2 separate regions of the Homo sapiens genome follow, and region 1 is linked to region 2. Evidence: read pairs that join two places in POLR2A ChIA-PET (ENCODE). Cell type or tissue: HepG2. All regions are shown on one strand. Each heading gives the region's core, and the rest is flanking DNA. Links, peaks and the distances in the headings are about the cores only.

The links. Peaks named below come from ENCODE experiments on the same cell type or tissue, not always from the same donor. Only the 100,000 strongest peaks of a DNase experiment are listed, where the experiment ranks them.
Region 1: POLR2A ChIA-PET joins it to region 2 with 15 read pairs; 12 of 35 experiments call an interaction of 5 or more read pairs at or near these places.

Annotation. Positions count from the first base shown.
Region 1 is chr5:179,805,956-179,820,737 of GRCh38, forward strand. MGAT4B (alpha-1,3-mannosyl-glycoprotein 4-beta-N-acetylglucosaminyltransferase B) reads right to left here and starts at 911. Exons shown (of 15, transcript NM_014275.5): 1 at 532-911. The coding sequence starts at 628. It also overlaps a transcript of SQSTM1 not described here. RefSeq lists silencers at 1-185, 10,727-11,176, 11,287-11,356, 13,275-13,454, 14,755-14,782 and 4 more and enhancers at 12,320-13,029, 12,732-13,931, 12,985-13,284, 13,685-13,844, 14,452-14,782 and 2 more. In HepG2, for the core only: no CTCF peak of the experiment used is centred there; DNase peaks (open chromatin) are centred at 13,126 and 13,656; H3K4me3 peaks cover 1,659 bases.
Region 2 is chr5:179,678,577-179,693,359 of GRCh38, forward strand. It overlaps CBY3 (chibby family member 3), which reads right to left and starts at 2,458. Exons shown (of 2, transcript NM_001164444.2): 1 at 2,297-2,458; 2 at 1-689. The coding sequence starts at 2,342. The coding sequence ends at 7. It also overlaps a transcript of CANX not described here. RefSeq lists enhancers at 1-275, 163-422. In HepG2, for the core only: a CTCF peak has its summit at 116; DNase peaks (open chromatin) are centred at 15, 2,035 and 2,505; H3K4me3 peaks cover 597 bases.

The DNA.
Region 1 (14,782 bases), core at 10,783-14,782, 140 kb after region 2:
GGGCCGGGCTGCCTCAGGACGCCTCCCTCCCTCCCTCCCTCCCTCCCACAGGCCGGATGCTGCCGACGCGTTCTGGGCGCCGAAGGGAGTCCCAGGACCGGGTGTCACGCCGGGGTCGCCCAGGCCGGCGCGGGGCAGCAGGCAGCAGGGTGGGGGGGTGCCCTCGCGCCTGTGTCCCTCACGCCGCCCCAGCTCCTGCCCAGGTGGCTGTGGCTGGCGTTCCGGGACCTCTGTGACCTTGGGTCTCTGCCCCTCTCCGAGAACCCCACGGGTCCCCAGCTCAGCGTCGGGACAGCTGCGCCCGCGGAGTCCGGTCCGGAGCACCCACGGGCGCGGCCCGGGCCCGAGGAGAACGCCGCGGCTCCAGCAGCAAACAAGTGGGGGAGGGTGGGAGGGGCGTCCTCGCGCCGCCCGGGCGGGGAAGGGGCGCCTGCGTCGGCTTCCGGCCGCCTTCCGCGGCCACCGCCGGGCCCGCTCCCGCCGCCGACGCCCAGGTGCGCCAGGTGCGGGCCGGGCGGGGGTCGCGCTCACCTTTCTGGCCGCTGAGTGCCGCGTACCAGGACAGCGAGAGGAAGGCGCACAGGCAGAAGAGCAGCAGCGTCAGGAAGGTGCCATTGCGGAGCCTCATCTCCTCGGGTGCGCGGCGGGCGCCCGCGGGGCCGAGGCTGCATGGCCCGGGGGACCGGGGCCGGGGCGCAGGGGTCGGAAGGCGGCGGCGGCGGCGGCAGGGGCCCCGGCCCCGGGTCGGGGAGGGGCGGGGGGCCCGGGGCCGGGCGGGGACCGGGCCAGGGAGCGCGCCGGCCGCCCCTCAGGGCGCAAGCTTTGTGCCCTGTACTCAGGGAAGAGGAACAGGCTCAGAAGGGCAGAGGCAGGTATCAGGCTCACTGCAGATATCAGGGGCGCGGGACACTGGCGGCCTCGCCTCCGCGGCAGGGCCGGGCCGGGCCGGGCTGGGCTGGGCTGGGCGGCGAGAGCCGCGGCCCGGCCTGGATCTGGGGCCTGGATCTGGGGCCGCCGCGGAGTCGACGGCGCAGGGCGGGGCGGCCCGGATTTAAAGGGGCCGCAGCACCGCCGTCGCCGGCGCCGCGAGGGGGTGGGGTGGGGGCCGGCGGCCGGGATCCCGATCGGCTCCCGCAGCCCCGCGTGGGCTCGTGCGAGTCGGCCTCAGGTAAGGCTGGAGTGGGAGTGCAGGTCGACCGCAGCCGGGGCGGGGGGCGGGCGGCGGGGGCGGCGCTCCGGGACCCCGGTACCCTTCTCAGCAACATCTCCTCCGCGCGCGGACCCCGACCCCATTCGCACGTTCTCGGGGCTCTTTCCCGGGCGTGAGGGGCTCTGGGTGGCGCGGGGGACTGGGCGGTTGAAGCCGGGAGCGACCGCTGCCTTCGCTGCCGCCCAGGGCGCTTCCCCGCTCAGGAGCTTCCTCTGGGCCTCTGGACGGAGGCGCGCAGGGGCCCGGGAGGCGGGAACGATGGGCCTTTCTAGGCGGTATCAGGGCCGATGCTCGTGGATGCAGAGCAGTGACCAGCCCAGAACCGTACCGGCTTCCCGGGGCAGGGGCGGCCCGAGAGCGCCGCTAACGGGAGCAACGGGCCCTGCCCCCGGTGGTGTAGGGGCCACCTCGCCCCGCCCAGCCCAGCCCGATATTGATGGGGGCCCACGCCTTCATTGTTTTTTTGTTGTTGTTGTTTTTTGTTGTTTTTTGTTTGTTTGTTTTTGAGACGGAGTCTCGCTCTGTTGCCCAGGCTGCAGTGCAGTGGCGCAATCTCGGCTCACTGCACCCTCCGCCTCCCGGGTTCAAGCGATTCCCCTGCCCCAGCCTCCCGAGTAGCTGGGACTACAGGCGGCCGCCACCACACCTGGCTAATTTTTGTATTTTTAGTAGACACGAGGTTTCACCGTATTGGCCAGGCTGGTCTCGAACTCCTGACCTTGTGATCCGCCCGCCTCGGCCTCACAAAGTGCTGGGATTACAGGCGTGAGCCACCACGCACGGCCCATTTGCGTTCTAATTTCAGGCGTTCCTCAATCCTCTGTGGAACCAGGAAGGGCGCAAATTATAAAGGGACTGGCCCAGCGCCGCCTCTGGGCAGGCTTTGGGCAGCGCCTGGCCCGCTGCCGGCTTGGACCTCCCAGACCTAGGGGCCCGGTTCCTGGTGGAGGCTGCAGGGACCTCTGCCCCACCCGCCCGGGGGAGGCCCGAGGGGCTGGACTCAGACTGAGATTGAATGCGGCTTTGTCTTCCTAGTTCAGCCCCGGCCCACACCTGGGGCTGAGTGGAATCGGGAGCTTCGAGGGGTCTGGACAGAGAGATTGATGCCAAGAAGGGGGTGGCCGAGCCAGAGGTTGAAGTGGGCTGGATCCTGAGGCCCCCTGTTAAAGGAGAGGGCTCCCCACTCAGTGCTCCTGGAACTTTCCGAACTAGAGACTGGGACTTATAGGAGCCTTCTAGAGGAAACTGTCGTGTTTTCACAGGTGTCTTCTATTTGTGGCAAAGGATAATGGCTTTTCACTTAGGTTGTGACATAAAGGGCCTTAGAAATTGTTAATGAGTTACTTAATGTTAAAACTTAGTCACCCAGAGGCCGGGCGCGGTGGCTCATGCCTGTAATCCCAGCACTTTGTGAGGCCGAGGCAGGCGAATCACGAGGTCAGGAGATCGAGACCATCCTGGCTAACACGGTGAAACCCCGTCTCTACTAAAAAATACAAAAAATTAGCCGGGTGTGGTGGCTCATGCCTGTAATCCCAGCACTCTGAGAGGCTAAGGCAGGAGGATCATTTGAGCTCATCAGTTCAAGACCAGCCTGGGCAACATAGTGACACCTCATCTCATTAAAAATTTTAAAACAAATTTTTTTGGATTTTTTTGTAATTTTATTTATTTATTTATTTATTTTTAGTTTATCTTATTTTTTTTTTTGAGACGGAGTCTTGCTCTGTCGCCCAGGCTGGAGTGCAGTGGCACTATCTGGGCTCACTGCAAGCTCCGCCTCCCACCTTCACCCCATTCTCCTGCCTCAGCCTCCCGAGTAGCTGGGACTACAGGCACCCACCACCACGCTCGGCTGATTTTTTGTATTTTTATTAGAGACGGGGTTTCACCGTGTTAGCCAGGATGGTCTCGATCTCCTGACCTCGTGATCTACCTGCCTCGGCCTCCCAAAATGCTGGGATTACAGGCGTGAGTCACCACCCCGGCCTTTTTTTTTTTTTTTTTTTTTAAGACGGAGTCTCGGTCTGTCGCCCAGGTTGGAGTGCAGTGGCACCATCTCGGCTCACTGCAACCTCAGCCTCCCAGGTTCAAGCGATTCTCCTGCCTCAGCCTCCCGAGTAGCTGGGATTATAGGCGCCCGCCACCACGCCTGGCTAATTTTTTTTTTTTTTTTTTTTTTTTTTTTTGAGACAGAGTCTCGCTATGTCGCCCAGGCTGGAGTGCGATGGCAGAATCTCGGCTTACTGCAACTTCCACCTCCTGGATACAAGCAATTCTGCTGCCTCATCCTCCTGAGTAGCTGGGATTACAGGTGCACGGCACCAAGCCCGGCTAATTTTTTTGTATTTTTAGTAGAGATAGGGTGTCACCATGTTGGTCAGGCTGGTCTCAAACTCCTGACCTCGTGATCCACCTGCTTCAGCCTCCCAAAGTGCTGGGATTACAGGCATGAGCCACTGCGCCTGGCCCTTTTTTTTTTTTTTTTTTTTTTTTGAAACGGAGTCTTGCTCCCTGGCCCAGGCTGGAGTGCAGTTGAGTGATCTGGGCTCACTGCAACCTCCGCTTCCCGGGTTCAAGCGATTCTCCTGCCTCAGCCACCTGAGTAGCTGAGATTACAGGCGTGTGCTACCACACCCGGCTAATTTTTATATTTTTAGTAGAGATGGGGTTTCACCATGTTGGTCAGGCTGGTTTCGAACTCCTGACCTCAGGTGATCCACCTGCCTCAGCCTCCCAAAGTGCTGGGATTACAGGTGTGAGCCACCGGCGGCGCCCAGCCTAATTTTTGTATTTTTAGTAGAGATGGGGTTTCACCATGTTGTCCAGGCTGGTCTCCAACTCCTGACCTCAGGTGATCTGCTCACTTTGGCCCCTCAGAGTGCTGGGATTACAGGCGTGAGCCAACGCACCGGGCCAACAATTTTTTTTTAATTTAAATTTAAATTTTTATTTTTTAATTTTTTATTTTACTTTAAGTTCTAGGGTACATGTGCACAATTTGCAGGTTTGTTACATATGTATACATGTGCCCGGTTGGTATGCTGCACCCATTAACTCATCATTTACATTAGATATATCTCCTAATGCTATCCCTCCCCTCTTCCCCCACCCCACGACAGGCCCCAGTGTGTGACGTTCCCCACCCTGTGTCCAAGTGTTCTCATTGTTCAATTCCCACCTATGAGTGAGAACATGCGGTGTTTGGTTTTCTGTCCTTGTGATAGTTTGCTCAGAATGGTTTCCAGCTTCATCCGTGTCCCTACAAAGGACATGAACTCATTCTTTTTTATGGCTGCATAGTATTCCATGGTGTATATGTGCCACATTTTCTTAATCCAGTCTATCATTGATGGACATTTGGGTTGGTTCCAAGTCTTTGCTATTGTGAATAGTGCCGCAATAAACATACGTGTGCATGTGTCTTTATAGCAGCATGATTTATAATCCTTTGGGTATATACCCAGTAATGGGATTGCTGGGTCAAATGGCATTTCTAGTTCTAGATCCCTGAGGAATCGCTACACTGACTTCCACAATGGTTGAACTAGTTTACAGTCCCACCAACAGTGTAAAAGCATTCCTATTTCTCCACATCCTCTCCAGCACCTGTTGTTTCCTGGGTTTTTAATGATTGGCATTCTAACTGGTGTGAGATGCTATCTCAATGTGGTTTTGATTTGCATTTCTCTGATGGCCAGTGATGCTGAGCATTTTTTCATGTGTCTGCGGGCCAACAATTTTTTTAAGGAAAAAAAAAAAGTGACTCAGTTGGGCACTGTGGCCTACGCCTGTAATCCAAGTGAGACAGCCAAGTCTAAAGGGGTCCCGCTTTGGGAGGCCGAGACGGGCGGATCACGAGGTCAGGAGACCGAGACCATCTTAGCTAACACGGTGAAACCCCGTCTCTACTAAAAATTAGCCGGGAGTGGTGGCGGGCACCTGTAGTCCCAGCTACTCGGGAGGCTGAGGCAGGAGAATAGCTTCAACCTGTGAGGCGGAGCTTTCAGTGAGCCGAGATCGCACCACTGCACTCCAGCCTGGGCGACAGAGCGAGACTCCGTCTCAAAAAAAAAAAGAGGTCCAGGAGAAACTCCCACACCTGCCTAAGCACTGGAAGAACTGGGTAGAGCCACAGAAGCTCTGCAGGGGGGAGGAGCTTTGCAGGGGGAGGAGCTATGCAGGGGGAGGAGCTATGCAGGGGGAGGAGCATGCAGGGGGAGGAGCTATGCAGGGGGAGGAGCTATGCAGGGGGGAGGAGCTTGGTCTCATGTTCGGGGTGGAACTTGGGATTCTATCTGGGAGGCGAGAAACCAGCTAGCGGGACTCTCTCTCGCTTTGCTGAGAGTCCCTGTTTCCCTTTTTTTCCTTCTTGCCCAATAAATTCCATTTTTCTCACTCTTCAAAGTGTCTGCGAGATTAATCTCTCATGGCCGCTGCACAAGAACCTGGCTTTTAGCTGAACTAAGGAGAAAGTCCTACAACAGTTTGGCGTGCAACATGGGGCTTGAGAAAGGGTGAGTGAGATGCAAACCAAGAAATTTTTTTCCTCTCTTTCTAAGCCTATTTATCTTCGGACTTCTGAGGGGGAGGGGAGGGGAAACCGTGACCCCACCCCCTTGGTCTCCGTGGCCTTTTCCTTACTTCTGGACGGATGGGCGAACGGCGGTTCTCTGTCGCCCAGGCTGGAGTGCAGTGGCGCCATCTCGGCTCACTGCAAGCTCCACCTCCCGGGTTCACACCATTCTCCTGCCTCAGCCTCCTGAGTAGCTGGGACTACAGGCGCCCGCCACCACGCCCGGCTGATTTTTTGTATTTTTAGTAGAGACGGGGTTTCACCGTGTTAGCCAGGATGGTCTCGATCTCCTGACTTCATGATCCGCCCGCCTCGGCCTCCCAAAGTGCTGGGATTACAGGCGTGAGCCACCGCGCCCACCCCTCCATGAAGAAAGTTTTTCTAAATGAAAAATGTTTAGGACGCTCAGGAGAGAAAGAACAGATTAAGGAATGATCTCCACCGCACAGACCTCAAGGCTGTTATGCATGCAGGGCACAGTTCCAGTGCAAATGTCCGCAGGCACGGCATGAGGGCCCCCACTGGGTGCCTCGGGCTCCTTCCAGGGCAGCAGTTGAAGCGGGTCGTACTGCAGGCCTGCAGAAAGGCTGGGGTTCCTCTCCTTTTCGGGTTCCTTCCTGATGGAATCCTAGGTTTTCAGCGGTTCCTTCCTGATGGAATCCTAGGTTTTCAGCAGCTTCCGGAGGCCGCCTGGACTGCAGAAGGCGCCCTGGGCGTGTGTACTTCCACCTCCGCAGGCGCTGGCATCTCCAGGCTGCTTCAGGCCGCTTTGGACCTCACCATCGGTAGCATCTGCGTCTTCTTGAGGTGACTGGAGCCCGTCTATGGTTTCAGCCATTGACTTCTGGACATGGAAGTGTCGAGGCCATTTTTGGCCCCTCTCATATCCGGGAAGGGCTCCGTGCCCAGTAGAGGTGCAGTGCAGCAGCCAGCTCGCAGCAGTGCTCCCGTAGAGCTGATGGCATTGGCAGGAGTGGCGGCTCAGCACAGGGAAGTTCTCCAGTGCCCAGGCCCAGGCTTGCTCTCGGTTTAGGTCCCATGGCACGTGGGGCTCTGGACCTGCCTGCCTCCAAGACAGCTCTTCCAAGGTTGAGGGTTGGAACTCCACAGCCTCAGCCTCCCAAAGCTTGACCAGGCCCAGCCATAGCTAGTCTAGGAAAAGAGCAAATGGCCGTGTTTTTATATTTTGACTTTTGCATTTCAATATTAATTTTTTTGGTAATGTAATGCATTCAAAACATGGTCCCCCCCCCCCCAAAAAAAAAAGAAAAGAAAAAGAAAAAAGCATGTTTCTAACCAGGGGTCCTTCATCTTCTGCAGATGCCAAGGGTGTCCCTGGCACAGTAAAAGTTTGGAAGCCCTGCCCTAAAGCCTCACCTCACCTGGCAGCTGGGTGTTTCATTCATAGCAAATGTTCTGTATATTCACCATGTACCAAACACACATGTCACTAATGATACAAACACATGTGCACTGACATTGACCTCCTCACTGTCTTACTATAGTCCCATCCACAGCCACCTTATCAGAGTCCATGGGACTCTGACAACTTGTAATGGGAAAATTAACCGTGCCTGTAGGGGCCGCCTGGGTAGCGGGAGGTGGTTCATGAGTACCAGGAAAGCTGGCCCTGGGGCAGACCTGGGCAGGGCAGAGCACAGCTTGCAGGACCTAGTACACAGTGTTGGGAATTGAATTTGGGTTTTGACCTTTGAAGCTGTGCATAAAGTCTAAAACAAGAAGAGGAGTGGAGGCTGAGGTTGTATTTGTATTTTAAAATGAGCATTTGCCACACAAAGCCAGGAGCTTCAGACCAGCGTGGTTAACACAGCGAGACCCTCCTCTCTGTGAGAAATTAAAAAAAAAACAATAATAAAAGCCAGGCATGTTGGCATGTACCTGTAGTCCTAGCTGCTCAGGGGGTGAGGCGGGAGGATCACTTGACTCCTGGGTTACAGTGAGCTCTAATTGCCACTGCACTTCAGCCTGGGCCACAGAGTGAGACCTTTTCTCAAAATAAAATAAAATATAACCTTTTGGGCAGGCATGGAAAGGGGCTGGAGAGAATAAGAGGAAACAGAGATAAGCCCCCTCCCTGGGAGCACAAGGGACTCATCCCCAGACATGGCACCACAGGCAAACAGACACTGTCACAAAACTAGCATATTATCTTTCCTAGAAGTCCTTTGTTTTCCCCAAGTGCCCTTTCCCCCAACCTTTTGTTGGTTTACGAGCTCTCAATTCTAACCTCCTAGTACACGAATAAAAATGTCTATCGGGGTGGTGGCGTGAGCCTGTAGTCCCAGGTACTTGAGAGGCAGAGGTGGGAGGATCCTCTGACCATAAGAGTTCCTGACCAGCCTGTGCAATACTGACTCCATCTCAAACAAAAAACAGAAAGCTATACAACTCCGTTTCTCTTGCTAATTTGTCTTTTGTCAGTTTAATTTGCAGGCCCCAGATGCTGAATCTAAGAGGGCAGAGGAAAAGCTTTTCCTCCCTGACATAACCATCCAGGAGAAAGTCTGGAATGGAGGGTCAGAGGGGTAGGGAATGGAGTTAGGAGAAGTAGATAGATTCAGGACAGTCTTTGGAGAATGTACATCACTGAGGTCAAGATGTCCTAGGGAATGGCCCTTCTGGGTTCACAATTCTGCTTCCGTCGGTTAACAGCAACTTAGTCCCTTCTATGCCTGTGGGGATAATCAGTCAGGATAGGCTGGATTATGCTGCTCTAACAACCCCAAATTTCTCTGATCTAATAAAAGTATACTCAAAGCTGTATACCCTTCAAGGGTCCCCTGGGGTCTCTGCTCATTGTAGTTCCTGCCCTGGCTACAGGCATAACCATGTGGAAATCAAAGGCTTTCTTGGCAAAGAGAAAGAGAGCTCTAGAAGCTTTAGCACTGGCAAATAAATAAATGCTTGGCGTATAGGTGATATATGGCTCTTCTGGCTCAGGTCCTTGGCCAGAATTAATCACATGGTCTCACCTCAAGGGAACAGGTGAGTTAAATGCAGAAAAATATTCAAGCTGGGTGAGGTGGCTCACGCCTCTAATCCCAGCACTTTAGGAGGCCGAGGCGGGAGGATCGCTTGAGCCCAAGAAGATCATGGTTGCCGTGATCCATGATCATACCACGGCACTCCAGACTGGGGACCAAAGTGAGACCTTGTCTCTAAAAATTAAAATATTTAGAATGTTTCCTAGCATAAAAGATGTGCTACGTGTGTATTATTACTGTTGCTATTGCCAGAAAGTACAATCAACAGGAACTGCTGGTGGCTTGAGGGGGAGCATATGGTCATAGCTGACTCCCAGGTTTCTGGCTTGTATTGTGACTGTTTCTGGCCTGTATTGTGACCATCACTGCCATCAGGAACCCTAGAGCAGGTCGGGTGTGGTGGCTCACGCCTGTAATCCCAGTACTTTGGGAGGCTGAGGTGGGTGGATCACTTGAGGCCAAGAGTTCAAGACCAGCCTGGCCAACATGGTGAAACCCCGTCTCTACTAAAAATACAAAAATTAGCCAGATATGGTGGTGGGCGCCTGTAATCCCAGCTACTTGGGAGGCTGAGGCACAAGAATTGCTTGAATCCGAGAGGTGGAGGTTGCAGTGAGCAGAGATCAAGCCACTGTACCCCAGCCTGGGCAACAGAGCAAGACTCTGTCTCGAAAAAAAAAAAGAAAAGAAAACCTGGAGCAGGCATGGGGTATACGTCATGGGTCACTACTCTTGGATACAATTGACGAAAACCACAATCAACTGGCTTAAGCCGTTTTATAACCCAGCATTAGGCCAGCCTGGATCCAGGGGTCAGATACTGAGATCAAGCTTTGATCTGCTCAGGATTCCCCCCTCCCCAAGGCTCCTGCTTCCAGATGACCCCAGTGTGCATTTCGTCCGCCAGCGTGGGTCACATGTCCATCCCTGACCAGGGTGCTACAGTGCTCTGGTTGGCCAAGCTTTGGCCATGGGGTTTACCTCACCCTACTTTTACGCAAGAGTATGTGGTGGCCTAACACAGGTGGGGGACCCTGCTTCAATACCAGCCTTTATCCACAGATGACCCCACGCCTTCTGCTCCAGAGCATCAGGGTTATAACACATGGGACACACGGGGCACACATACACTCCCACGCAACATCCACACACCCCACAAAACTACCTGAGCCCACATAGTCAGGGCAGGGACAGGCACAGAACAAAGTGGGTGCACAGGGACTCGCAGGGAGGTCGAAGAGCTGAGTCTCGTCGGGAGGCTGAGGGGGAAGAGCGGGCACTGGGCTGCGAGTGTGCAGAGCTGGAGGTGGGGGACTGCGGTAAGTACCCGTCCTGGGGTGCGGGCCCTGCTGGGAAGCATTGGGAGCAAGAAGGGTTAGATCCTCAAAGGAGGATAATTCTTCCAGAAGGTTTTCTTTGTTTTGTTTTGTTTTGTTGAGGCACCAAGATTGGAGTGCAGTGGCGCCATGTCAGCTCACTGCAACCTCCGCCTCCGAGGCTCAAGCAATTCTCTTGCCTCAGCCTCCCGACTAGCTGGGACTACAGGCACCTGCCGCCACGCCCAACTAATTTTTTTAATTTTTAGTACAGATGGGGTTTCACTCTGTTGGCCAGGCTGGTCTCGAACTCCTGACCTCGTGATCCGCCCACCTCGGCCTCCCAGTGCTGGGACTACAGGTGTGAGCCACCGCGCCTGGCCTCTTCCAGAAGGTTTTCGATGGCAGCAGGTGGAGGGGAGCGAGAGGGCCATCGCTCCTGCTGCAAGGGCAGCCCCTCCACGGGATCCCACACTCCTGACCCGTTCAGTATAGACGGGGTACTCCCGGTGCGGCCTGTCACCGCTCTGTCTGGCGCTGGCGCTCCTAGAGAAGGCCATGCCGACCTCTCCCCCACCTCGCTCCAGATTCCCCTTCTTGAGCTGCTTTTCCCACAGTCCCCCCAGGCGCCACTGAGAGCCTCCCGTCTTCGATGGGCTTGGGGCGCCTGGACCCTTCCGGGGTCACTTTGCCGTCTTCCTCCAGCCCCCCTCCCTACTCCTTGTCGCCGCCCCCCCGTCTTTTCAGGACCTTGCGCACTCAGGCTGGCCCTATGCTTTGGGGTACCCCAGCAGTGCCCCCGGGTCTCCGGCCACCCGGTGACGGAGGGAGGGAGAGGCTGGCGAGGGGGCGGCGCCTTAGGTCCCAGCGCGACCCGCCTCTCAGCCCCTCCCGCCGGCTACAGCCGCGCGGGACGGGGCAGGGACCTCGAGAACACCGGGGACTTGCGGGCCGGTGGCCCCGGGCAGGCCACTTCTGACGCGGGTGCGAGGCCTTCCGCGGGCGTGCACGGTTGGGCCGGAGCCGCGCCGGGGGCCGGGACACGCCTGGGGTCAGCGCTGGCGTCGCCGCTCGGGTGGGGTGGGCCGGGTTCGGGTCCAGTCTCCTCCCCACGGGCGGCCCGCGCCCCGTCTTCCAGTGACCCCCACATCCCTTGCGCCCCGAGCTGGAACTTCGGCAGGTTCTGCCCCGGGCCGCGCGCGCTTTCTGGGGACCAGGGCTGTGGTTCCTGCTCCGCGTCGTGCCTTTAGACACCGCCGGGCGTTCGTCCTCCATCCCTCCCCCCTTTTCCCCACTCCGCGGTTGACGAGGGCCGCCCCCAAGTGGCCATGTCCCCCGGCATGGACGACCCCTCAGTGCCCCTGAGGGCCCAGGGTCTCGCCCCCGTCCCGAGGCAGGCCATGTTTGAATTTATTTGGAGAAATTCGCCCAGCCCAGGGGACCTCTTTCTGCAGCTCTGGCCTTCCAGTAGGAGAGGGTCCCTGGGGCTCTCAGGCCTGACAACTTGGCATCACTGAATTCTCTAACCATGTCTGTCCATGACTTGAACTCCTTTTCTTTTAGAAAGATCTTTGCAAACCCCTTGTGGGCGTGCCCCTCCCATGGCCCCCGTGCCTCTTGCCTGGGCTTTGGGCTTGTCTGAAAGGGCTAAAAGGGGGTGATGCCTGGCCGGGCGGGTGGCTCACGCCTGCAGTCCCAGCACTTTGGGAGGCCGAGGTGGGCGGATCACCTGAAGTCAGGAGTTCAAGACCATCCTGGCCAACATAGTGAAACCCATCTCTACTAAAAATACAAAAATTAGCAAGGCTTGGTGGCAGGCACCTGTAGTCCCAGCTACTTGGGAGGCTGAGGCAGGAGCAGGAGAATTGCTTGAACCTGGGAGGCAGAGGTTGCAGTGAGCTGAGATCGTGCCACTGCACTTCAGCCTGGGTGACAGAGAGAGACTGTCTCAAAAAAAAAAAAAAAAAAAAAAAAAAAAGTGATGTCCAGTGCCTGGGGATTTTTCCTAGGGAGTGGTCAAGGAAGGCCCCGCTGAGGAGGAGACATTTAGGGTGGGAAGTTGCCATGTAGGGCAGGAGTGGAAAGGGTTTTGGACCAGAGGGAGAGCCAGGGAAAAGTCACCAGGTAGAATGAGCTGGCATGATTAGGAAGATGGCAAGGGAGGGCTGTGGCCCTCCCATGTGAGTGGAAGGGAGTGGCTGCAGCGCAGAAGGCCTGGAGGCCCCCGCACAGACCAGGACCTCTGTAGAGGAACTCATCCCCTGTGTCCCCTGTGATTGTCAATCTCCCTAAAGATGGCCCAGAGCAGTGCGGCCTGAATCCCTCAGTGGCCTTGTCTCTGGCTGCCCCAGCACCCACGCGGACACTTGACTCCACGCCCCAAAGAAAAGAAGCGAACCTGGGAACACCACTGCCAAGGCATAGGATTATTTGGGAGGGGGGAAGGGGGAACTGAGGAGGTGGTTACAACATGCTGGGCAGCAACAGACAGAACCAGACCACCCCTGTGGCTGCCCCGGCTGGTCTCCTGGGACCACTGGGCGCTTGGCTCAGGCCTCTCCTGCCCTCCCCACTCTTCCACCTCAGCCCCCCTGCAGTCTCTGTCCTGCCCTGACCCCCCAGCTTACAGCCCCAAAAGCAGCTAAACAACTCGCACACCCACGGGGCATCGCCTGGGAGGGCAGCCCAAATCCTTCCACTTCAGCCCCATTTGAAAGATGAGGAAATGAGAGGCTGGTCCATAGTGGGTCTCGCGGCTCAGGTGCCGAGCCTTCCCTGGGCATGCACGCCGGGCCCTGGAGGGTGGGAAGGGGCCAGTGGACGCGGGGAGCCTGCGGGGTGGGACTGCATCGGGAAAGGGGAAGGAGTCAGAGGCGAGAAGGGGGAGAGTGTCTGTCTGGCTCCAGCCGCTGCACGCTCTTCCTGCTCAGGGGACTCACGGTGACCCCGGAGCCACTCCCCAGCCCAGCCTCCAGGTAAGAGGTCACTGAGATGGGTGGCAGCAGGGGCCGGGGATCCCCCTATTACGACAGCGGTCATGGGACGCTGACTCACTGCCGGCCAGACCACCTGACCTCCGCGGCGGGAGGAGAGGGCCCTGCCAGGGGGTTCCCGCCGCGCCTTGTTTACCTCCGGGAGGCCTCGGCCTCGCGTGGGGGCAGGGCGGCCGCTGGGGCCGCAAGGCGTGCGGGGAAGGGCCAGAGCCGGGTGTCCACCCCAGCTTCCCAAAGACTCCCTCTTCTGTGCTTCCTTCTCCCCTCCCCGCCCCCCCCCCAGTCTCTTCACATGCCCCTAGCCCCCGCGGAAACTTCCCGCGATCCCAAACGGGCCAAATGGCGAGAAAGCAAAGGAGCTCCTTCTTGGGGGTGAGTGGGGCGCCTTGAGCGCTTCCTCAAAGCTATGTTCCCAGAGCCACAGGCCTTCCTTGTGTCCCTCACCCTGCTCAGACCGGGCCATAGCCGGGGGCTGGGGCAGGAAAGCCGGCCCTCGGCGGGGGCCACGTGGCTCTCAGGCGCCTGGGCTGCTGAGTCACGCTTGGCCAGCACCTGTCTGTAGGCCACAGCCTCTGCCAGCACGCCCCTCTGTGTCCCCTGCCCCTGTCTGCAAGGCAGTGGCTCCAGCAGGCCCTGGGGCATTTTCCACTCTCCACCGCCGGATGCAGGGAGAGGCCTGAACCCTCTCCACAGGGCTGCTCTGGGCAGGGTGGAAGCCTTGCCCACTTCGGAGCCCTCCGGGAAGGATCATTCACACCTGTGGACCAGCCCCTGCTGTGCGCACACCCACACATCACCTTCGCACCTGACTGGCCCCATCCAGCCACTCTTGCCTCCCTCTGGGTTTCCTCCCCTGGGAGGTTTCTCCAGCTCCTGCAAGCCCTGGGCTGAAATGGCATGAGTTGGACCCAGCAGGTTCTGACCTCCTACTCACAGGACCTTGCCTGGGAGGCTCCAGAGGGTGACCACTCGTCCTGCCCCTCTCCTTGCCCCAGTTCTGGCGGACAGGTTACTCTGGTGGCATAAAGCAGTGTTTCTTCCTTCCTAGCTGAGGAGGCTGTTGGCTGACCCCCTTGGCTGCCCACAAGGCCAACGGGCCTGAGCCCCCACAGGGCCATGGGCATTACCTGCTGAATTGAGGAGCCCATAAGGAGTCACTTGGACCACAGTGAACACTTGGCGACCACTGACACTCAGGAGACCTTAGCTGGTCCTCCAGCACCTCTCAACTCCACTCCTACTAAACTGGGAACTTCTCTGGTGCTCAGGCCAGAGTCGGGGTCCGTCACCGAGTATGCTATGCGCTGCCCATCACCGAGGATGCCATGCGCTGTAAGAGGGCTGCCACCGCGGCAGGCTGACCATGGCAGGGTCGGAACAGCAACCTGAGAGCCAGCTTGTTCTGGCCAGCAGTGCCCACTGGGCGACCTAGCAGCCTCCTGATATGGGGGCTGTGTCCCCCTCTCCCTGCACTGGGTACCCCCAACTGAGGATATTGCTGAGTCATGGCCAGGCCCAAGCCTGGGAGGGGCGAGGGGCTGGACCCCCGCCAGTACCCTGATCCCAGGTGCAGAGGCTGGAGCCCAGGCCTGTATGAGTGCCAGGGCCGGTTTCCTGGGGTCCTTGGTGCACCGGGGCAATGAAGAGAGGGGTCAGCAATGAGGGGGCCGGGAGACCTGGAG
Region 2 (14,783 bases), core at 1-4,000:
ATTGCGTCACTGCGAGTCCAGAGCGCACGGCTGGATCATGAGCACGCCCGCGCTGGCGCCTGCGCGCTTGCGCATCTTCCTCTGCCCGGCGCGCGCCGCAGCCGTCGGGATCACCTCGGGGTTGCGCTGCTTCTCCAGCAAGTGCATGCGCGCCATGGTCTCAGTCAGCATGTCTATGAGCAGTTCCTGCTGCAGCTTCAGGTAGTTGTTCTCCTCCAGCAACACTTGGCTTTTGGACCGCTGCACCTGCGCCTTCCAGCCCCAGGCGGTCCGCGAGAGCAGCGGCGACCGCGTCCTCGCCAGCTGGCTCTCAGTGGTCCACCGCCCGCCGCGGAACACGAAGGCCTGGTTGCTGAGGCGCATGCACGGCGCGCCGTAGGCGAGGCCCAGCTCGGCCTGGCGCGTGTTGTGGTCCAGCAGGTAGAAGGTGGACAGGGAGGGCATGCGGCGCAGTGGCGGCCGCCGTGGCGAGAAGGGCCGCGAGATGTGATCGGCCCAAAACTGCTGCAGCGTCTGCCACAGGCGGCTGGCATGGCTCGTAGCCGAGCACTCGAAGGTTGCCAGGGCGTGGACCTTGTAGGGCACGCAGGTGCTCGAAGGGGAGCCTCGGGAGCGCTGGCGACTCGTGCTGCGCTCTTGTCTCGGGAGCCCGGATGTCCAGAATGATGAAGGCGAGCCAGGGGGCGCTGCTGGGAGACAAGAGTCCGGGTGAGCAGCGTGCTTGGTACAGGCCGCCTCTCAAACCGCGAGGCCGGCGGACATGTCTTAGCCCTGCAGCTACGGCTGCGGCTGTGTCTCACCAGCTGCTGGCCACCGAGGAGCCCGTCGTTCCACGCTGCACAGGCAGCAGTCTCACCTAAACCATCTTCCCCAAAGACCACTGAGGATCAGGCCCTGGGATACATATGCAGATGAAGGACGGGAGGAGGGCCTTGTTCTGAGTTGCAGCTGGAAGGGTGAGGGGTAGGGAATGGTAGCAAGACAAGTAAGTAGGTACTTAAAGGAGGAGTAGGACTTTGCCAGGTGGGTTGAGGATGGAAAATGGAGAACTTCTAGGCAGAGGGAAGAGCCGAGCAGGGCTTTCTTTTTCTTTTTTTTTGAGACTGAGTCTCGCTGTCGTTGCCCGAGCTGGAGTGCAATTGCGCGATCTTGGCTCACTGCAACCTCCACCTCCCGGGTTCCAGCAGTTCTCCTGCCTCAGCCTCTTGAGTAGCTGAGATTACAGGCGCCTGCCATCACCCCCACCTGATTTTTGTATTTTTAGTGAAGACGGGGTTTCACCATGTTGGCCAGGCTGGTCTCGAACTCCTGACCTCAGGTGATCCACCCAACTCGGCCTCCCAAAGTGCCCGGATTACAGGCATGAGTCACTGCGCCTGGCCTTTTTTTTTTTTTTTTTTTTTTTTTTGTATTTTTAGTAGAAATGGGGTTTCACCTTATTGGCCAGGCTGGTCTCGAACTCCGGACCTCAGGTGATCTGCCCGCCTCAGCGCCAAAGTGCTGGGATTACAGGTGTGAGCCACTGTACCCGGCAGGGCAGGACTTTCATATTTCAGATGTGAACACGAGCTTGGATAGGATTGGTGCTGGGAAGAGCAGAAGAGGAAGCTGGGAAGGTGGACCAGTGCACTATGTGAAGGTGCCCTACAGGCAGGCTCGGAAGCTTAGACTTCCTTTTGTGGGTAAGAGGGAACTGCTGAAGGATTAGAAAGCCGGGGTTAGATCTGGATTCTGAAAGCAATCTGGGAGGATATCTAGCATAGCCAACAGCATTATTGCCCTCATCATTCAGTCATTTGATAGACTTGAACTAGCATCTGCTCTGTGCCAGACTCTGGTCTTGGGAAGGGGACCTGAAACAGCCTCTGCCTGCCCTCAAGGTGCTCCTAATCCAGCTTGGAAGACAGATGCGTGTATAGACCACAGTCCAGTGTGTTCACTGACATCCTGGGGTGTGTGCCATGGGCTAGACCTATGCATAGGGCTCAAAGTATCAGGGATTGTGCACACTAAACATGACTTTTATTCCAAACAAACTGTGCCCTCAGGAAGTCCAAAGTCCAGATAACAGACAAGTCCCATTTTGCTCACTTCTCTCTGCACCCCCCACCCCTGCCCAGTAAGTGCTGATTCTATTATGTGAAAAAGGGAGCTATGTGTTGTTTCTAATTCCTCTTCTGCCCATGGGCAGTGAGAAGAGAAAGAACTAGAGCAGGGTTCCCTCTGTTATGCCTTCGTTAATTCATAATACACTTATCCCTCACATATAGGTGGACAGAGGCTGGATGGTACATACCATCCCCAAGATCTGGTTCAGGGAGATGGTCTCTGGAAGCCCACATCCAGGCCCACCCTTGAGATTGTATCTTCTCGGAGGATGTTTCCCCGTTAGTCCTCACTGTATGTTGTGCCTCACCTGGAAGATGGGGTGGAGTTGCTGAGCTGCTGTCCCAGGGCTAGTCCCATCTCTGACCCACTCAGCTCTTGTCCACCTGCTATGACTCACAATGCCTCCAGGCCAGGCCACCCCAGGACAAGAAGGGGTGCTGACCGCTGAGCTGTCAGATAGACTCTGGGCTCTCCCCTGCATGCATTCAGTGCATCATTGAGCACCTACTGTGTTCTAGGAACAGTTCTAGGGAAGTGAAGAACATATTCCCTCACTGAGCTGTCATTCTTGGCAGGGGAATGAAGGGAGTGATCATAAGCAGAGTCCAAGACAGGAATTTGTTCTAGGGGAACTAACAAGATAGTCTCTCAGGAAGCTAACAGAGCGTGTCATGGGTCAGGTTCCCTAGAAGCAGAGCCTAAGCTGAGCATTCTTGTTCAAGTGAATTATTGGGGAAATGCTCTCAGGAGAAGGGGGTGAGGGAAGCAAGACAGGGCGAGAAAAAGGCTAAGGCTGAGCCAGAGTGTGGTCTCACGTGGAGACTAGCTTCCGCTTGCTCTCATGGGGAACTCTGAGCACAAATGGCACCACAGTTAGGCCTCCTTAAAGCAAGGGAGCCCGTCTTTTGTACCCTCCTTCTACATGTCAGTTATTGGCCAGGGCAGCTGAGAGTTACCAGCCAGCTCCTACAGCACCTATGGGATGGGTGCACCACCAGTGATAGGGATCTCAGTAGGGCGCCAGCTGAGGAGGGAGGAAGATAATAGGATAGATGATGAAAATGAAAGGGCAGACTAGCCAACATGGCAAGACCCCATCTCTACAAAAACAAATTAGCTGGGCGTGGTGGCATGCGACTGTAGTCCCAGCTACTCAAGAGGCTGAGGTGGGAGGATCACCTGAGCCCAAGAGGTGAAAGCTGCAGTGAGCAGTGATTGTGCCACTGCACTCCAGCATGGGCGATAGAGACCCTGTGTTTAAAAAAAAAAAAAAAAAAAAGAGGGCCAGGCGCGATGTTTCATGCCTGTAAATCCCAGCACTTTGGGAGGGGAAGGTGGGTGGATCACCTGAAGTCAGAAGCTCGAGAACTGCCTGACCAACATGGTGAAACTCCGTGTCTACTAAAAATAGAAAAAATTAGCCGGGTGTGGTGGCGGGTGCCTGTAATCTCAGCTACTCAGGAGTCTGAGGCAGGAGAATTGCTTGAACCTGGGAGGCAGAGGTTGCAATGAGCGAAGATTGTGCCACTGCACTCCAACCTGGGCAACAAGAGCGAAACTCCATCTCAAAAAAAAAAAAAAGGAATGATTAAATTAATAAGAATATCCAGGCCGGGCACGGTGGCTCACGCCTGTAATCCCAGCACTTTGGGAGGCTGAGGCAGGCGGATCATGAGGTCAGGAGATCGAGATCATCCTGGCTAACATGGTGAAACCCTGTCTCTAATAAAAATACAAAAAATTGGCCGGGTGCAGTGGCTCACGCCTGTAATCCCAGCACCTTGGGAGGCCGAGGCAGGCAAATCACCTGAGGTTGGGAGTTTGAGACCAGCGTGACCAACATGGAGAAACACCATCTCTTCTCAAAATACAAAATTAGCCGGGCATGGTGGTGTATGCCTGTAATCCTAGCTACTTGGGAGGCTGAGGCAGGAGAATCGCTTGAACCCAGGAGGCAGAGGTTGCAGTTAGCCGAGATCACACCACTGTACTCCAGCCTGGGTGACAGAGCGAGACTCTGTCTCAAAAAAAAAAAAAAAAAAACCCTAATTCTGATACGTACAGTGAAGAAAACAAACCAGGGAAATACAGAAAGTGATTTTGGGACAGGGTGAGGAGTAGGAAGTAATTTAGATGTGGTGCTCGGTGAAGGCCCTTGACATTCTTGCTAAAACCTGAACAATAAGGAGACCCCAATCCCTTGAAGACCTGGGGGTAGAGGAGGGAAGTGGCTGGGCATGTTTGAAGGACACGTGCCACGTGTGCGGACAGTGGAAGGAAATGACGTCAGTCCTACCTACTAAGCCCACCCACCTGACTGCAAGGGACAGACCCAGATCCACAGGAGCTCACAAGCTGGGGCAGAGCCCGGTGGTGGTGCCACCTCCTAGGAAACTTCTGTAATAGTTTTATTGAGGTATAAGTGACAAAATCAACTACATTTATTTATTTATTTATTTTTGAGACGGAGTCTCGCTCTGTCGCACAGGCTGGAGTGCAGTGGCGCTACCTCAGCTCACTGCGACCTCCACTTCGAGGTTCACACCATTCTCCTGCCTCAGCCTCTCAAGTAGCTGGGACTACAGGCACCCGCCACCATGCCTGGCTAATTTTTTGTATTTTTTTTTTTAGTAGAGATGGGGTTTCACCGTGTTGGCCAGGATGGTCTCGATCTCCTGACCTTGTGATCCGCCCACCTCAGCCTCCCAAAGTGCTGGGATTACAGGTGTGAGCCACCGCGCCCGGCCAACTACATATATTTATAATGTATAATGTGAAGTATTTCGATAATTTGTTATGTGAAATCATTCCCAAAATCAAGATAATGTATCCATCTGGAGGTATCCATTACCTTTTTTTCTTTTTTTGAGAGGAGTCTCACTTTGTTGCCCAGACTGGAGTGCAGTGGTATGATCTTAGCTCACTGCAACCTCTGCCTCCTGGGTTCAAGTGATTCTCCTGTCTCAGCCTCCCAAGTAGCTGGGATTACAGGTGCCTGCCACCACACCCAGCTAATTTTTGTATTTTTAGTAGAGATGGGGTTTCACCATATTCACCAGGCTGGTTTCAAACTCCTGGCCTCAAGTGATCCATCTGCCTCGGCCTCCCAAACTGCTGGAATTACAGGTGTGAGCCACCGCGCCCAGCCTCAGTATAGATTTTTTTTGGCATTGGCTTCTCGCCGCATAATTATTTTAAGATTTATCCATGTTGTTGCATTTATTAACAGTTCATTGCTTTTTATTGCTGAGTAGTATTTCATTGTATGGAAACACCACACAATTTGTTTTTCCATTCAGCTGTTGATGCACATTTGGGTTGTTTCCAGTTTGGGGGCTATTGCAAATAAAACTGCTCTGAACATTTTTGCTCATCTTTGTGTGGACATATGCTTTCATTTCTCTTAAGTAAACACCTAGGAATAGAATGACTGTGTCATATGGCAGGTGCATGTTTACCTTTTTATTAAGCCACTAACAGTGAGTGAAAGTTTCTGTTTCTCTGTATCCTGGCCAACACTTGGTTTGGTAAACCTTCATTTTTAAAAAATTCGCTTAATTAAAGGTGGTGGTGGCGTTTTTGAGACGGGGTCTTACCGTGGTGCCTAGGCTGGTCTCAGACTCCTGGGCTCAAGGGATCCTCCCACCTGAGCCTCCCAAAGTGCTAGGATTACAGGCAGGAGCCACAGGGCCCAGCTAGTAAGCCTTTTTTTTTTTTTTTTTCAGCTCACTGCAAGCTCCACCTCCCGGGTTCACACCATTCTCCTTCCTTAGCCTCCTGAGTAGCTGGGACTACAGGTGCCCGCCACCACGCCCGGCTAATTTTTTTGTATTTTTAGTAGAGACGGGGTTTCACTGTGTTAGCCAGGATGGTCTTGATCTCCTGACCCCATGATCCACCCACCTCGGCCTCCCAAAGTGCTGAGATTACAGGCTTGAGCCACCGTGCCCGGCCAAGCCTTTTTAATTTTAGCCATAGTGGTAGCGTGTCTAAATTGTGGGGTTTTTGCTGTTGTTTTGTTGTTGTTTTAAATTTTTAACAGCAAGCTCATCCTTAATAAATTTATTTTACTTATTTATTTATTTTTTGAGATGGAGTTTCACTTTTGTTGCCCAGGCTGGAGTGCAATAGCATGATCTCAGCTCACTGCAACCTTCACCTCCTGGGTTCAAGCAATTCTCCTGCCTCAGCCTCCTAAGTGGGATTACAGGCGTGTGCCACCACACCTGGCTAATTTTGTATTTTTTTTTTTTTTTTTTTTTTTTTTTTTTACTAGAGACAGGGTTTTCACCATGTTGGCCCTGCCGGTCTTGAACTCCCGACCTCAAGTGATCCATCTGCCTCTACCTCCCAAAGTGCTGGGATTACAGGCTTGAGCCACTGTGCCCGGCCTTAATAAATCTATCTATTTATTTACTTATTTAATTTTTGGAGGCAGAGTCTCGCCCTGTCACCCAGGCTGGAGCGCAGTGGCGCAACCTCGGGTCACTGCAACCTCCGCCTCCTGGGTTCAAGCGATTCTTCTGCCTCAGCCTCCTGAGTACTTGGGATTACAGGCACACGCCACCACATCTGGCTAATTTTTTTGTTTATTTGTGTTTTTTTTGAGATGGAGTTTCACTCTTGTTGCCCAGGCTGAAGTGCAGTGGTGCAATCTTGGCTCACTGCAACCTCCACCTCAGCCTCCCGTGTAGCTGGGATTACAAGCATGTGCCACCATGCCTGGCTAATTTTGTATTTTTAGTAGAGACGGTGTTTCTCTATGTTGGTCAGGCTGGTCTTGAACTCCTGACCTCAGGTGATCTGCCCACCTCGGCCTCCCAAAGTGCTGGGATTACAGGCGTGAGCCACCGCGCCCAGCTTTTTTTTTTTTTTTTTTTTTTTTTGAGATGGAGTTTCGCTCTTGTTGCCCAGGCTGGAGTGCAGTGGCGTGATCTCGGCTCACTGAAACCTCTGCCTGCTGGGTTCAAGAGATACTCCTGCCTCAGCCTCCCAAGTAGCTGGGATTACAGGCAGCTGCCACCACGCCCAGCTAATTTTTGTATTTTTAGTAGAGGTGGGGTTTCACCATGTTGGCAAGGCTGGTCTCAAACTCCAGACTTCAGGTGATCCACCTGCCCTGGCCTCCCAAAGTGTTGGAATTATAGGTGTGAGCCACCACGCCCTGCCTAATGTTTGTATTTTTAGTAGAGACAGGGTTTCACCATGTTTGCCAGGCTAGTCTCAAACTCCTGACCTCAGGTTATCTGTCTGCCTCGACCTCCCAGAATGCTGGGATTACAGGCGTGAGTCATCGTGCCCAGCCTCATCCTTAATAAATTGAGGTTTTAATTTGCATTTCTCTAACAGCCAATGCTATTAAGCATCTTTCCATGTGGGTATTTGTTATCTATTTTGATGAAGTGGTTGTTCAAGTCTTTTTTTTTTTTTTGAGACGGAGTCTCGCTCTGTCACCAGGCTGGAGTGCAATGGCTCAATCTTGGCTCACTGCAACCTCCACCTCCCGAGTTCAAGCAATTCTCCTGCCTCAGCCTCCTGCGTAGCTGGGATTACAGGCACGCGCCACCACACCCAGCCAATTTCTGTATTTTTAGTAGAGATGAGGTTTCACCATGTTGGCCAGGCTGGTCTTGAACTCCTGACTTCAAGTGATCTGCCTGCCTCGGCCTCCCAAAGTGCTGGGATTACAGGTGTGAGCCACCAAGCCCGGCCATCTTTTTTTTTTTTTAGTGGTTCAAGTCTTTTTGCCTATTTTAAAAATTGGACTGTTTGTCTTAATGATTGCAGTTTTTCTTGTTGTTATTTTGAGACACGGTCTCACTGTTGCCCAGGCTGGAGTCTATTGGTGGTGTGATCATGGCTCACCACAGCCTTGACCTCCCCAGGCTCCGGTGATCCTCCCATGTAGCTGGGACTGCAGGGAGGCACCACTACACCCTGCTAACTTTTGTATTTTTTAGTGGAGATGGGCTTTTGCCATGTTGCAAAACTCCTGGGCTTGAACTCCTGGGCTCAAGCGTTGTGCCTGCCTCAGCCTCCCAAAGTACTGGGATTACAGGCGTGAGCTACCATGCCTGCTCAAATTGCAGTTTTTGTTTGTTTGTTTCTTTGAGACAGAGCTTTGCTCTTGTTGCCCAGGTTGGGGTGCAATGCACAGTCTCGGCCCACTGCAACTTCCGGCTCCAGGGTTCAAGCAATTCTCCTGCCTCAGCCTCCTGAGTAGCTGGGACTACAGGTGCCTGCCACCATGCCTGGCTAATTTTGTATTTTTAGTAGAGACAGGGTTTTGCCATATTGGTCAGGCTGGTCTTGAACTCCTGACCTCAGGTAATCCGTCTGCCTTGGCCTCCCAAAGGTCTGGGAATACAGGCATGAGCCACTGCACCCGGCCTGCAGTTTTTTTGTTTGTTTGTTTGTTTTTTGAGACATGCCACCATGCCCGGCTACCGCTCTGTCACCCAGGCTGGAGTGCAGTGGCATGATTTTGGCTCACTGCGACCTCCACCTCCCGGGTTCAGGCCATTCTCCTGCCCCAGCCTCCCAAATAGCTGGGACTACAGGCATGCGCCAACACGCCCGGCTAATTTTTTTGTATTTGCAGTAGAGACGGGGTTTCACCGTGTTAGTCAGGATGGTCTCGATCTCCTGGCCTCGTGATCCACCCGCCTCGGCCTCCCAAAGTGCTGGGATGACAGGCGTGAGCCACCGCGCCCGGCCTGTGCTCTGTGTTCTTGTGCTTGGTCTGTTTATCGTTGCACCAATACTGTTGATACCTAGTAATGTAAATCTTCCAATAATATTCTTTAAGATTGCTTTGGCTTTCTAGGTCCTTTGTATTTCCATATAAATTTTAGAATTTGATTGTCAGTGTTCACAAATAAACCCTCATGCTCACTGTTGAAAGCTTTCTCTTCTTGTCATGAAGACACTCAAGAGCTTAAATCAACCCCCAGAAGGTTGTCTGATGGACATGGAATCAGAGCCCAGGAATATTTTAACCAAGCCAGTGATTCATATTCATTCTTTCTCCCTCCACAGTATGTCTATGTTATTAAAGTCAATTTTCAGCCACGCACGGTGGCTCATGCCTGTAATCTCAGCAATTTGGGAGACTGAGGCAGGCAGATCACTTGAGGGCAGGAGTTTGAGATGAGCCTGGCCAACATGGTGAAACCCTGTCTCTACTAAAAATACAAAAAATTAGCTGGGTGTGGTGGCGCACACCTGTGGTCCCAGCTACTTGGGAGGCTGAAGCAGAAGAGTCACTTAAACCCAGGAGGTGGACGTTGCAGTGAGCCAAGATAGTGCCACTGCACTCCAGCTTGGGCAATGGTGCAAGACTCCCTCTCAAAAATAAATAAATAAAGTCAGTATTCTTTTTTTTTTTTTTTAAGATGGAGTGTCGCTCTGTTGCCAGGCTGGAGTGCAGTGGCACGATCTCGGCTCACTGCAACCTCCACCTCCTGGGTTCAAGCGATTCTCTTCCCTCAGCCTCCCGAGTAGCTGGGACTACAGGTTAGCGCCACCACACCCAGCTAATTTTTGTATTTTTAGAGACAGGGTTTCACCATGTTGGCCAGGATGGTCTTGATCTCTTGACCTCAGGATCCGCCTGGCTTAGCCTCCCAAAGTGCTGGGATTACGAGCGTGAGCGACGGTGCCTGGCCTAAGGTCAATTTTTTTTTTTTTTTTTTTTGAGACGGAGTCTCACTCTGTCGCCCAGGCTGGAGCGCAGTGGCACAATCTCGGTTCACTGCAAGCTCTGCCTCCCGGGTTCACGCCATTCTTCTGCCTTAGCCTGCCAACTAGCTGGGAATATAGGTGCCCACCACCACGCGCAGCTCATTTTTTGTATTTTTAGTAGAGACGGGGTCTCACCGTGTTAGCCAGGATGGTCTCGATCTCCTGACCTTGTGATCCACCTGCCTCAGCCTCCCAAAGTGCTGGGATAACAGGCGTGAGCCACTGCGCCCGGCCGCCTAAGGTCAATTTTCATTAGCAATCATGATATTTGGCCAGACATGATGGCTCATGCCTGTAATCCCAGCACTTTGGGAGGCTGAGGCAGGTGGATCTCTTGACCTCAGGAGATCGAAACTAGGCTGGCCAACATGGTGAAACCCCTACTAAAAATACGAAAATTAGCCAGAGTGCTCCAGGGGCTGAGGCAAAAGGATAACTTGAGGCCAGGAGTTTGATGGTGCAGTGAGCCATGATCGTACCACTGCACTCCAGCCTGGACAACAGAGTGAGACACTATCTCAAAAAAACAACAGAAAGAGGCCGGGTGTGGTGGCTCATGCCTGTAATCTCAGCACTTTGGGAGGCCAAGGCGGGTGGATCACTTGAGGTCAGGAGTTCAAGACCAGCCCAGCCAACATGGTGAAACCCCCTCCCTACTAAAAATAAAAATAAAAAATTAGCTGGGCATGGTGGTGTGCGCCTATAATCCCAGCTAATTGGGAAGCTGAGAATCGCTTAAACCCAGGAGGCAGAGGTTGCAGTGAGCAGAGATCGTGCCACAGCAGTCCAGTCTGGGTGACAGAGCTGTCTCAAAAACGACAGCAAGAACAACAATAACAAAAAACCAACGAAAACATACGTCAGACCGATCATAGATGACCACTAGGAATGGTACACAACTTCCCTTATTTCATGGCCTACCAAAAAGAGAAAGCTACAAAACCCAACAAGTTTTTTTTTTTTTTTTTTTTTTTTTGAGACAGAGTTTTGCTCTTGTTGCCCAGGTGGGAGTGTAATGGCGCAATCTTGGCTCACTGCAACTTCTGCTTCCTGGGTTCAAGCGATTCTCCTGTCTCAGCCTCCTGAGTAGCTGGGATTATAGGCGTCCGCCACAATGCTTGGCTAATTTTTTGGTATTTTTAATAGAGACAGGGTTTCACCGTGTTGGCCAGGCTGGTCTCAAACTCCTGACTTCAGCTGATCCGCCCGCCTCGGCCTCCCAAAGTGTTGGGATTACAGGCGTGAGCCACCACACCCGGCCTCTTTTTTTCTTCTTCTTCTTTTTTAAGTTCTTGCCTACTCCTGGAAGTCTTTATTTGATTATTTGAACAGGAAATGTTAGGAGAGATGATGGATAATTCCCACTTAAAATGGATGTTAACTCCTTTCACAAGAAGACCTTGATTTTGAGGACATTTAATGAAGACTTCAGAATTTAAAGATTCACAATTTAAAAAATGGCTCCTGGTTCCTTTGAGGATCCCCATCTCAATGTCACTGAAAAGATGAGGTTTGGAGCCCGTGAGGAAGGGAAGGGTGTGCTACCGGGTCCCAACAGGTCTGAATTGAAGGACATAAGGTTTATTCTGATGGCAGAAAGGAAAGGAGAAGAGCATCTGAAGATTTTTCAGAGTTTTCCACATCACCAGCATTTCTACCACACTGGCTGTGAATCACACTGGGTGTGAATGTCAGTGGGTCTCTTCTGGCAACCAAGAGGAATATTCCCCAAACCAAGGAAGCTAAATCTTGTTTTTCCCCATGGAAATTTCAGTCTGGCTTCTGTGATAGTCTGTTAGTGACATTTGCCCTTCCCTGAAACAACATGGTGTTCTCTGTGCTAATATAGTTTTAAAAAAGAAGTTGGCCAGGCGCAGTGGCTCACGCCTGTAATCCCAGCACTTTGGGAGGCCGAGGCGGGTGGATCACCTGAGGTCAGGAGTTCAAGACCAGCCTGGCCAACATGGTGAAACCCCGTCTGTACTTAAAATACAAAAATTAGCCAGGTGTGGTGGTACGCACCTGTAATCCCAGCTACTTGGGAGGCTGAGGCAGGAGAATCACTTGAACCTGGGAGGCGGAGGTTGCAGTGAGCCAAGATCGCGCCACTGCACTCCAGCCTGGGGGACAAGAGTGAGACTTCATCTCAAAAAAAAAAAAAAAAAAAAAAATCTGAAAAAAGGCTGGGCCCAGTGGCTCACGCCTGTAATCCCAGCACTTTGGGAGGCTCAGGCAGGTGGATCACGAGGTCAGGAGTTGGAGACCAGCCTGACTTACATGGTGGAAGCCGTCTCTACTAAAAATACAAAAATTAGCCGGGCGCGGTGGCATGCGCCTGTAATCCCAGCTACTTGGGAGGCTGAGACATGATAGTCACTTGAATCCAGGAGGCAGAGCTTGCAGTGAGCCGTGATCATGCCACTGCATTCCAGCCTGGGCGACAGAGTGAGACTCTCTCAAAAAAAAAAATAATAAGTAACATAAATGTTAATTTGACTTTTTGGTTTGTATTATAGGTAAAATTATAAACATGGTTTTATATTGATATGAGCTATAAATTTATAGTGGGTTTATGTTTATAGACATTGATATATTATTTTTTTACTTCATTTTTTTGAGACTGTGCTCACTCTGTTGCCCAGGCTGGAGTGCAGCAGCATGATCTTGGCTCATGGCAACTTCTGCCTCCCAGGTTCAAGCAATTCTCCTGCCTCAGCCTCCCGAGTAGCTGGGATTACAGGGCCTACCACCATGCCCAGCTAATTTTTGTATTTTTGGTAGAGATGGGGTTTCGCCTCGTTGGCCAGGCTGGTCTCGAACTCCTGGCCTCGAGTGATCCACCCACCTCAGCCTCCCAAAGTGCTGGGATTACAGGTGTGAGCCATCATGCCTGGCCTATATACATTTAAACAACACTGTGTGGCTGGTTAATATTTTGAAATGTTAGCCAGTGTATTGTTTTTTCAGGCAGACCAAGCTGAGTAAAAAAGTGAGTGGGCCGGGCACAGTGCTTCATGCCTGTAATCCCAGCATTTTGTGAGGTCAGGGTGGGAGGATCCCTTTAAGCCCAGGAGTTTGAGACCAGCTTGGGCAACACAGGGAGATCCCATCTCTGCAAAGAAAAAAAAGAAAAAAAAATGAGTCAAATTGCCTGATCATGAAAGGGAGAATGAAGCAGATGTCATTTGGCTCTGGAAGACAGGAAGAGCCACTACACTGCAATCCCAGCTCGGGATAGCATGAGGCGAGGCAGTACTCTCTTCCTCTCCTTGGGCTCTTTGACATCCCTATATACTTTCCTTGAGGTAGTTTCACTATATCTCTCTTCTTTATTATTTATTTTATTTAATTAATTTATTTATTTTTTGAGACGGAGTCTCGCTCTGTCGCCCAGGCTGGAGTGCAGTGGCACGAACTCAGCTCACTGCAAGCTCTGCCTCCCGGGTTCACGCCATTCTCCTGCCTCAGCCTCCCGAGTAGCTGGGACTACAGGCACCCGCCACCACGCCCGGCTAATTTTTTTTGTATTTTTTAGTAGAGACGGGATTTCACCATGTTAGCCAGGACAGTCTCGATCTCCTGACCTCATGATCCACCCACCTCAGCCTCCCAAAGTGCTGGGATAACAGGCGTGAGCCACCGTGCCCGGCCTATTTTTTTTTTTGAGACAAAGTCTCGCTCTGTTGCCCAGGCTGGAGTGCAGTGGTGCGATCTCGGCTCACTGCAACCTCCGCCTCCTGGGTTCAAGTGATTCTCCTGCCTCAGCCTCCCAAGTAGCTGGGACTACAGGTACGCACCACCATGCCCGGCTAATTTTTGTATTTTTAGTAGAGACAGGGTTTCACCATGTTGGCCAGGCTGGTCTTGAACTCCTGACCTCAAATGATCTGCCCATCTCGGTCTCCCAAAGTGCTGGGATTACAGGCATGAGCCGCTATGCCTGGCCATCTGTGTTCCTTATAACCAAAAAGAGCCCCCGGTTTAAAAGCTCTTAAAGGTCTGGGAGCAGTGGTTCACATCTGTAATCCCAGCACTTTCAGAGGCCAATGGAGGATGATCACTTGGAGCAGCCCCTGAGCAACAAAGAGCCCCTGTCTAATTATTTTATTTTTTAGAGACAGGGTCTTGCTCTGTTGCCCAGGCTAGTGGAGTGCAGTGGCATGATCATGGCTCACTGCAGCCTCAACCTCCTGGGCTGAATCTATCCACCTACCTCAGCCTCCTGAGTAGCTGGCACTCAGGCATATGCCACTAATTTTTTATTTTCTGTACAGATAGGGTTTTGCCATGTTGCCCAGGCTGGTCTCAAACTCCTGGGCTCAAGTGATCTGCCTGCCTCGGCCTCCCAAATTGCTGGCATTACTGGCAAGAGCCATCGCATGAGCACATAGTACATAATGATTCCTTACAAACCAGTATGAAAAAGACAAAACCTAGGCTGGGCGTGGTGGCTCACGCCTGTAATCCCAGCACTTTGGGAGGCCAAGGCGGGTGGATCACGAGGTCAGGAGTTCAAGACCAGCCTGGCCAAGAAGGTGAAACCCCATCTCTACTAAAAATACAAAAAATTAGCCGGGCACAGTGGCAGGCGCCTGTAGTCCCTGCTACTCAGGAGGCTGAGGAAGGAGAATCATGTGAACTCGGAGGGTGGTGGTTGCAGTGAGCCGAGATCATGCCACTGCACTCCAGCCTGGGCAACAAAGTGAAACTCCGTCTCAAAAAAAAAAAAAAAAAAGACAAACCCTATAGTGGAAAAATGGACAAACGACATGAATAGAGAATTCACAAAGGAAAAAAAATATATATGGTTAATGAACATGAAAAATGTTGGCCAGGTGCTGTGGTTCACACCTGTAATATCAGCACTTTGGAAGGCTGAGGCAGGGAGATCACTTGAGCCCAGGAGTTTGAGACCAGCCTGGGCAAGAAAG